2 separate regions of the Mus musculus genome follow, and region 2 is linked to region 1. A link is a loop called in an ENCODE intact Hi-C map of the cell type or tissue named here. Cell type or tissue: heart. All regions are shown on one strand.

Region 1 (5,000 bases):
AAAATGTTGGGTCTTGTTTGTGTAGCCAGTTTGTTAGTCTATGTCTTTTTATTGGGGAGTTGAGACCATTGATGTTAAGAGATATTAAGGAAAAGTAATTGTTGCTTCCTGTTATTTTTGTTGTTAAAGTTGGCATTCTGTTCTTGTGGCTGTCTTCTTTTAGGTTTGTTGAGGGATTACCTTCTTGTTTTTTCTAGGGCATTGTTCCCGTTCTTGTATTGGTTTTTTTCTGTTATTAACCTTTGAAGGGCTGGATTCGTGGAGAGATAATGTGAGAATTTGGTTTTGTCATGGAATACTTTGGTTTCTCCATCTATGGTAATTGAGAGTTTGGCTGGGTATAGTAGCCTGGGCTGGAATTTGTGTTCTCTTAGTGTCTGTATAACATCTGTCCAGGCTCTTCTGGCTTTCATAGTCTCTGGTGAAAAGTCTGGTGTAATTCTGATAGGCTTGCCTTTGTATGTTACTTGACCTTTTTCCCTTACCGCTTTTAGTATTCTATCTTTATTTAGTGCATTTGTTGTTCTGATTATTATGTGTCGGGAGGAATTTCTTTTCTGGTCCAGTCTATTTGGAGTTCTGTAGGCTTCTTGTATGTTCATAGGTATCTCTTTCTTTATATTTGGGAAGTTTTCTTCAATAATTTTGTTGAAGATGTTTGCTGGTCCTTTGAGTTGAAAATCTTCATTCTCATCCACTCCTATTATCCGTAGGTTTGGTCTTCTCATTGTGTCCTGGATTTCCTGGATATTTTGAGTTAGGATCTTTTTGCATTTTCCATTTTCTTTGATTGTTGTGCCGATGTTCTCTATGGAATCTTCTGCACCTGAGATTCTCTCTTCCATCTCTTGTATTCTGTTGCTGATGCTCAAATCTATGGTTCCAGATTTGTTTCCTAGGGTTTCTATCTCCAGTGTTGCCTCACTTTGAGTTTTCTTTATTGTTTCTACTTCCCTTTTTAGGTCTAGTATGGTTTTGTTGATTTCCATCACCTGTTTGTATGTTTTTTCCTCTTTTTCTGTAAGGACTTCTACCTGTTTGATTGTGTTTTCCTGTTTTTCTTTAAGGACTTGTAACTCTTTAGCAGTGTTCTCCTGTATTTCTTTAAGTGATTTATTAAAGTCCTTCTTGATGTCCTCTACCATCATCATGAGATATGCTTTTAAATCTAGGTCTAGGTTTTCGGGTGTGTTGGGGTGCCCTGGACTGGGCGAAGTGGGAGTGCTGGGTTCTGATGATGGTGAGTGGTCTTGGTTCCTGTTAGTAGGATTCCTACGTTTACCTTTCGCCATCTGGTAATCTCTGGAGTTAGTAGTTATAGTTGACTCTGTTTAGAGATTGTTCTTCTGGTGATTCTGTTACTGTCTCTCAGCAGACCTGGGAGACAGATTCTCTCCTCTGAGTTTCAGTGCTCAGAGCACTCTCTGCTGGCAAGCTCTCTTACAGGGAAGGTGCGCAGATATCTTGTTTTTGGACCTCCTCCTGGTCGAAGAAGAAGGCCCAAAACAGGGCCTCTCTCAGAAGCTGTGTTGCTTTGGCAGTTCCCAGAAGCTGTCAGCTTCTGTGGTGCAGACTCTCACCTGTGCAGACTAAAATCCTAAGTTCCAGGGAGTCCTGGAACCAAGATGGTGACCGCTGCTCCTGAGGCTGAGGCCGTCTCCCGAGCCAGGAGGACACCTGTCCTCTGGTCCGGATGGTGGCCGGTTGTCTGCGGCCCGCCCAGGCTGCTGCCTCAGCGGCTCTGTGCTTCCGCCCGTCCCAGAAGCTGTCTGGTTCTCTGGCGCACCCTCTAACCTGTTCAGACTAATTTCCTAGGTCCCGCGGAGTCCCGGAACCCAGATGGTGACCACTGCTGCTGAGGCTGAGGCCGCCTCCCAAGCCAGGCGGACACCTGTCCTCTGGTCCGGATGGTGGCCGGTTGTCTGCGGCCCGCCCAGGCTGCTGCCTCAGCGGCTCTGTGCTTCTGCTCGTCCCAGAAGCTGTCCGGTTCTCTGGCGCACCCTCTAACCTGTGGCTATACATTTCTTGATTCAGTCTTAGTTTTCACAGAGGAGGCTGAACAAAGTTAACCTGCATCCTTAGCCCGGAGTCAAGTGCAGCAGGAGAGTCCCTGCTGAAAAGCTGTTTTTTAGAGGGGCCAGCAGCTTCTTAGTTCTAAGGCAAATAAGCTGATAGTTGTTTTTTTCCCTAGAAAAATCTCTGCAATTGTGATTATTGGGTTCAACAAATGACAAAGTGCCTTTTCTCTTGAAATTATACCTAGAAAAGTAAAAATTCTCTGGTATTAACTTAAAAGATTCGTGTAGCTGCTTCATTTGGTTTCTGACTGGTCTTAAAGGTAGAAACATGCTCTTCATGTCTTGGTCATAACTCTTGGCTTATAAGTTATTGAGTATGATTTAAAAAGTGTGACACTGGTAACAAGAATGTTAGCTTAAAACTAGTAACTCAGTGTTGTACTCATTTTTAAACAACATGTGGTATGAACCAGCCCAGGAAATCAGGCCTCTAAAGATACTTCTAAATTGGGTTAATATTTTATGTAATTCTTATCCAAGAAACTAGGCTTGTAAGAGATAAGATTTAAAACAATGTTTCTTCAGTGAAGAATTAAGAGGTGAACTGTCATGCATTCATATATAAGAATTGTTAGCCAAACTTCATAACATGAAAGTAATCCTTTTGATATTGATTTTGAAGAGAATGGATTGTTTAAAATTGGGTTTTGCTTTCCAAAATTTATGGTTATACTCTAATATTGAAAAGAAACTTAAAAATTATGGTTAAAATTCCCAGTGTTCCATTTGCTGCATTTTGCAGTTTGATTGCAAAGTCATGATTTTTAGCTCACCCATATTTTTTAATTACAATAGTTACAAGAGTAATAAAAATTAAAACCATCTGTGGCCAGTATGGATCTGCTGCCCCTTTTGCACAAGCTTTATTGGATACAGTGGTAGAAGCAAAATTTAACCCCTGCCACCAAGATTGGAAAGGAGATATCAATGAGAATTTATTTCACAGCAAACAGACTCCTGATTAACATTTTCAGGATTTTGTGGATATGTTACTAAAAACAGCTAGCAGAGTTTCTGGAGATTCTCAAGCAGGGTGGGTTCCCCCACACACACAATTGTCTTATGAGAACACTAATGCAGTTCTCTGTGGCCATTCAGGCATATGAAACAAAGACAGACTTGTCAGGATATATTTATCCTTGTACAGAAATTGGACCCTAATACAATCAGTGTTTGCCTATTGTTGCTGCCTTGCAACAATATTACAGTACTTACAAGCAATGTTTTCACAACACTAAGGTTATAAGGAATGTTTTAATTATAAATCATCTTAGGAAAGACTGTCCACACATTAGAGGCATAGACAGACAGTAGAATTGCTCCCCTGGAATCTTTTTGCTGCAGGAGGGGTAGGCATTGCGCCAGGACCTAGGAAAAATGCTCAGATAAAGAAATATTTACAGCAGCACCAGGATAGCTAGGGCGCAGAGTCGGCTAACACGCGCCAGCTACCCACAACACCCACCACAGGATCTTAAGACTTCTGAGGATAGGGATCTCCCTGGCATGGGAGCGCTTTGCCTGAGCATCAGCAGGAGACATCTCGGTTCCGGGACCCCGCCTAGTATATCCTGCACAGACAGCTGGCCATTTTTCCAGCCAGAGGATAGGGATCTGCCCAGCGCGGGAGCGCTTTGCCTGAGCATCCACAGCAGAAATCTTGGTTCCAGGACCCTGCTGAGTGTACCCTGCACAGACATCTTGGTTCCAGGACCCCACCGAGTGTATCCTGCACAGCTCCAGAGAATACCAGATGGCAAAAGGCAAATGTAAGAATCCTACTAAAAAAATCAAGACCACTCACCATCATCAGAACGCAGCACTCCAACCCCACCTAGTCCTGGGTACCCCAACACAAGCAAAAAGCTAGACCCGGATGTAAAAGCATATCTCATAATGATGGTAGAGGACAACAAGAAGGACTTTAATAACTCACTTAAAGAAATACAGGAGAACACAGCTAAACAGGTAGAAGACCTTAAAGAAAAACTGGAAAACACAACCAAACAGGTAAAAGTCCTTAAAGAAAAACAGGAAAACACATCCAAACAGGTGATGGAAATGGACAAAACCATACTAGACATAAAAAGGGAAGTAGACACAATAAAGAAAACCCAAAGTGAGGCAACGCTGGAGATAGAAACCCTAGGAAAGAAATCTGGAACCATAGATGCGAGCATCAGAAACAGAATACAAGAGATAGAAGGAGAATCTCGGGTGCACAAGATTCCATAGAGAACATCGGTACAACAATCAAAGAAAATACAAAATGCAGAAAAATCCTAACTCGAAACATCCAGGAAATCCAGGACACAATGAGAAGACCAAACCTACAGATAATAGGAGTTGATGAGAATGAAGATTTTCAACTTAAAGGGCCAGCAAATATATTAAACAAAATTATAGAAGAAAACTTCCCAAACCTAAAGAATGGCATGCCCATGAACCTACAAGAAGCCTACAGAACTCCAAATAGACTGGACCAGAAAAGAAATTCCTCCCGACACATAATAATCAAAACAACAAATGCACTAAATAAAGATAGAATATTAAAAGCAGTAAGGGAGAAAGGTCAAGTAACATATAAAGGCAGGCCTATCAGAATTACACCAGACTTTTCACCAGAGACTATGAAAGCTAGAAGAGCCTGGACAGATGTAATACAGACACTAAGAGAACACAAATGCCAGCCCAGGCTACTATACCCGGCCACACTCTCAATTACCATAGATGGAGAAACCAAAGTATTCCATGACAAAACCAAATTTACACATTATCTTTCCACTAATCCAGCCCTTCAAAGGATAATAACAGGGAAAAAAAAAAACAATGCAAGGACGGAAATCATGCCCTAGAAAAAGCAAGAAAGTAATCCCTCAACAAACCAAAAAGAAGACAGCCACAAGAACAGAATGCCAACTC
Region 2 (5,000 bases), 76 kb before region 1:
CAATGTGAGAACTTAGATTTAAACCCAAGACTCTCTAACTCAGGAGCCTTTGTTCTTATTGACTCCACTACAGAGGTCAGGATGTTTTACAATGTAGGGGGGAATGGTTAAATAGGGAAAGAGGAATAGATAGTGCTATAGAGTTCCAGACATGTCAGACTGGCAGATACTAGCAAAGAAACTGCACATGGTTTCTTTAAAATAAGAGGAGTTGGTGAGGCCCAAGATTGAATGTGGCAATGACAACTGGCTCTCTTTGGTCTACAAGGGTTTGGTAGATGCTCTACTAGGGGATTATCACATTCTTCCCCCCTTCTCCTCCTCCTCCCTCTCCTCCTCTTCTTCCTCCTCCTTCCCCTCCTCCTCCTCCTCTTCCTCTTCTTTCCACCCTCTTCCATTTTTCATTGATATGTGCACACCTGTGAACACACTAATGCTTTTGATAATATATGCAGAAATCAGCACAGGACATCAATTGTCTCCCTCTATCTATTTTTACATCATCCCCTCGAGTAAGGGTCTCCCTCTGAATCTGGGAATTAGTGTGTTTCAGATAGGCTGGATGTCCACCAGTCCCAGCAATCCTCCAGTCTCCACCATCTACCCAGTGGTGGGGTTAAAAGCAGCCCTGACCAGCTATTTAATGTGAGATCTGCACTGGACTTGAGCTTACACTGAGCTTCTGAATGGTCTTAGATCTGTGGCAATCCTCCTGCTCCAGCCTCCTGAATGCTGGGATTATGGGTGGTAGCACCTCATCTGGCTATGGACTATTGCTTTTCTAGTAATGAACTAGAAGTTACTTCTACAGCAGAAAGCAACAATGAGTTCCTTCCACTCCCGACTTCAGCTCAGGCACCTTCCTTGTCACTAAGCATGTTAACACTCCTTAGCATGTGTAGACTGTTCATGTGACTGAAAAGCTGAAGGAGTCAAGAAATGACTAGACAAAGTGTGTGGGTTAGGGTTTTAAGAAGTTTACCTGTAACCAACAAACAGCCAGTTTGTAACTAAGTAGCATTTTTGAAACTAATAGGAAAATGATTTAATGCCCTTGACCTGTGTCTCACACTCAACAAATTAAACAAATAACGCATTCAGAAAGCCTGTGGACACATTCAAGACACTTATATGATGCCAGGGTGTATTTGGGTACAAGAAGAACATCAATGAAAACAGGCTTATTTTATTAATGTCCCAGAGAGGAAATATTCTGTTGTCTCTCTAGTAGCCAGAGTGATAGTACATACTATGGACCCTGGCTCAACATCAGTTCTGAAACACCTGATGTGTCAGTGTCAGACTGTGACCCCCCACAACCCCCACCCAACCTTGAGCTGGATGATCAAGTCTCCAACACTGGAGCTACATTTCTTGCTCTTCTACAATTATATCTTCCTGCCAGAGAACTGAGAAGTGCCCACCCGCTGAGCTCCTAAAGAGCCTACTTTGCAACTCAATCTAACTGAACCAAGCAACAGAACCCAGGTGAAACAAATGGATGGGCCCTTGGGTTTTCCCATATATATTCAGTTCCATACATTAAAGATTGAGCCTTGATCAGAGAACTTTGTCTTGGCTTGTTATTTCACTTGCTGTCCTTCCCATTCATCCCCAGTTCTCTTTTCAGGAACTCAGTAACCAGTCGCTGCTATCAGGTATAGTTGTCACTGGAACAAGAGTCCTGAATATGGAAAGAATGACCGAGGGACACTGTCTTGGTGGGACTCCACAGAAAACGTAAGATAGTATTCGGCATGGTAAGCAACATACAGCATCAAGCATATTAGCGCTATAAGTTTTATCTTTTGAAGGCTGTTGATTGCAATTGTGAAAAAAGGATACAGGCTAGAATGAGTAAGAGTTGTCCCAACAGTGATATCAGTTAGGGGTTGACAGTGGAAAATGTGACTTGCAAATTCTAAAAAGGCATTTGTCCACAGTCAAGAACTGCATCAGGGCCGGGCAGTGTTGGCACACATCTTTAATCCCAGCACTTGGGAGGCAGCGGCAGGCAGATTCTGACTTCGAGGCCAGCCTTGCCTACAAAGTGAGTTCCGGGACAGCCAGGGCTAAAGAGGGAAACCCTGTGTGGAAAAACCAAACCAAACCAACCAACCAAACAAACAAACAAAAAAAAAAAAAAACAAAAAAAAAAAAAAACAAAAAAAAAAGGAAAAGAAAAGAAAGAAAGAAAGAAAGAAAGAAAGAAAGAAAGAAAGAAAGAAAGAAAAGAAAAGAAAAGAAAAGAAAAGAAAAGAAAAGAAGGTCCCGTGAGGTGCTGAGAAGAAGGTATATCCTTTTGTTTTAGGATAAAATGTTCTGTAGATATCTGTCAGGTCCATTTGTTTCATGACTTCTGTTAGTTTCACTGTGTCCCTGTTTAGTTTCTGTTTCCACGATCTGTCCTTTGAAGAAAGTGGTGTGTTGAAGTCTCCCACTATTATTGTGTGAGGTGCAATGTATGCTTTGAGCTTTACTAAAGTGTCTCTAATGAATGTGGCTGCCCTTGCATTTGGTGCGTAGATATTCAGAATTGAGAGTTCCTCTTGGAGGATTTTACCTTTGATGAGTATGAAGTGTCCCTCCTTGTCTTTTTTGATAACTTTGGGTTGGAAGTCGATTTTATCCGATATTAAAATGGCTACTCCAGCTTGTTTCTTCAGTCCATTTGCTTGGAAAATTGTTTTCCAGCCTTTCACTCTGAGGTAGTGTCTGTCTTTTTCCCTGAGATGGGTTTCCTGTAAGCAGCAGAATGTTGGGTCCTGTTTGTGTAGCCAGTCTGTTAGTCTATGTCTTTTTATTGGGGAATTGAGTCCATTGATATTAAGAGATATTAAGGAAAAGTAATTGTTGCTCCCTTTTATTTTTGTTGTTAGAGTTGGCATTCTGTTCTTGTGGCTGTCTTCTTTTTGGTTTGTTGAATGATTACTTTCTTGGTTGTTCTAGGGCGTGATTTCCGTCCTTGTACTGCTTCTTTTCTGTTATTATCCTTTGAAGGGCTGGATTCGTGGAAAGATATTGTGTGAATTTGTTTTTGTCGTGGAATACTTTGGTTTCTCCATCTATGGTAATTGAGAGTTTGGCCGGGTATAGTAGCCTGGGCTGGCATTTGTGTTCTCTTAGTGTCTGTATAACATCTGTCCAGGCTCTTCTGGCTTTCATAGTCTCTGGTGAAAAGTCTGGTGTAATTCTGATAGGCCTGCCTTTATATGTTACTTCACCTTCACTCAGGATGATGAGGGCATCATCCTGAGTGAGGTAACACATTCACAAAGAAACTCACACAATATGTATTCACTGATAAGTGGATATTAGCCCCAAACCTAGGATATCCAAGATATAAGATATAATTTGCTAAACACATGAAACTCAAGAAGAATGAAGACTGAAGTGTGGACACTATGCCCCTCCTTAGATTTGGGAACAAAACACCCATGGAAGGAGTTACAGAGACAAAGTTTGGAGCTGAGATGAAAGGATGGACCATGTAGAGACTGCCATATCCAGGGATCCACCCCATAATCAGCATCCAAACGCTGACACCATTGCATACACTAGCAAGATTTTATTGAAAGGACCCAGATGTAGCTGTCTCTTGTGAGACTATGCCGGGGCCTAGCAAACACAGAAGTGGATGCTTACAGTCAGCTAATGGATGGATCATAGGGCTCCCAATGGAGGAGCTAGAGAAAGTAGCCAAGGAGCTAAAGGGATCTGCAACCCTATAGGTGGAACAACATTATGAACTAACCAGTACCCCGGAGCTCTTGTCTCTAGCTGCATATATATCAAAAGATGGCCTAGTCGGCCATCGCTGGAAAGAGAGGCCCATTGGACTTGCAAACTTTATATGCCCCAGTACAGGGGAACACCAGGGCCAAAAAGGGGGAGTGGGTGGGCAGGGGAGTGGGGGTGGGTGGATATGGGGGACTTTTGGTACAGCATTGGAAATGTAAATGAGTTAAATACCTAATAAAAAAATGGGAAAAAAAAAGAAAAGAAAAGAAAAGAAAAGAAAAGAAAAGAAAAGAAAAGAAAAAAAGAAAGAAAAGAAAACACTTACATCAGGAAAGACTAGTAGGGCTCAAAATAATAAAATAATAAAATAAATTAAATTAAATAAGTAAGTAAAATATACACACAAAAAGGGAGGTGCTATATATCCAAATGACATGGGAGAGAGAGAGAAAGAGAGAGAGAGAGAGAGAGAGAGAGAGAGAGAGAGAGAGAGAGAAGGAAAATATATTTTAGAGCTCTCCCAGAGACAAAAGGACATCAGGAGATGTCCTGTCCTGCTTTCTGGTCCCTACAGGAGACATCCTTAGTTCTGGTCACATCAAGTTTTATACCCTCTCTGCATTGTCTATGTTTGGTGCACCAATCTGTCCACGTGTCAAAACATGTCTGTTTATGTTTTGTTGTCTGAATGACTGTTGTTCTATGTTTCATGTTGAAAAAAAAAAATGGTTAAAACTTTATCTGCTGGCTATCCATTTCTTGATTCAGTCTTAGTTTTCACACAGGTGGCTGAACAAAGCTGACCTGCATCCTTAGCCCAGAGTCAAGTACAGCAGGAGAGTCCCTACTGAAAAGTTGTTTTTTAGAGGGGCCAGCAGCTTCTTAGTTCTAAGGCAAATAAGCTGATAGTTGGGGTTTTTTTTTTCCTAGAAAAATCTCTGCAATTGTGATTATTGGGTTCAACAAATGACAAAGTGCTTTTTCTCTTGAAATTATACCTAGAAAAGTAAAAATTCTCTGGTATAAATTTAAAAGATTTGTGTAGCTGCTTCATTTGGTTTCTGACTGGTCTTAAAGGTAGAAACATGCTCTTCATGTCTTGGTCATAGATTATTGGCTTATAAGTTATTGAGTATGATTTAAAAAGTGTGACACTGGTGACAAGAATGTTAATTTAAAACTGGTAACTCAGTGTTGTACTCATTTTTAAACACCATGTGGCATGAACCAGCCCAGGAAACCAAGCCTCTAAAGATACT

What was found. A loop is a pair of places that touch in the nucleus more often than their neighbours do. Peaks named below come from ENCODE experiments on the same cell type or tissue, not always from the same donor. Only the 100,000 strongest peaks of a DNase experiment are listed, where the experiment ranks them.
Region 2: it touches region 1 in a loop (33-fold over the local background); 7 of 42 quality-filtered maps call a loop at or near these places.

Annotation. Positions count from the first base shown.
Region 1 is chr4:62,164,199-62,169,198 of GRCm38, forward strand. No RefSeq gene overlaps it. Among named protein-coding and RNA genes, the nearest start is that of Mup21, 16 kb to the left of the region's middle. In heart, no CTCF peak of the experiment used is centred here; no DNase peak of the experiment used is centred here.
Region 2 is chr4:62,088,492-62,093,491 of GRCm38, forward strand. It overlaps Gm12909 (a long non-coding RNA gene), which reads left to right and starts at 117. Exons shown (of 3, transcript XR_881342.3): 1 at 117-1,488; 2 at 1,619-1,740. In heart, no CTCF peak of the experiment used is centred here; no DNase peak of the experiment used is centred here.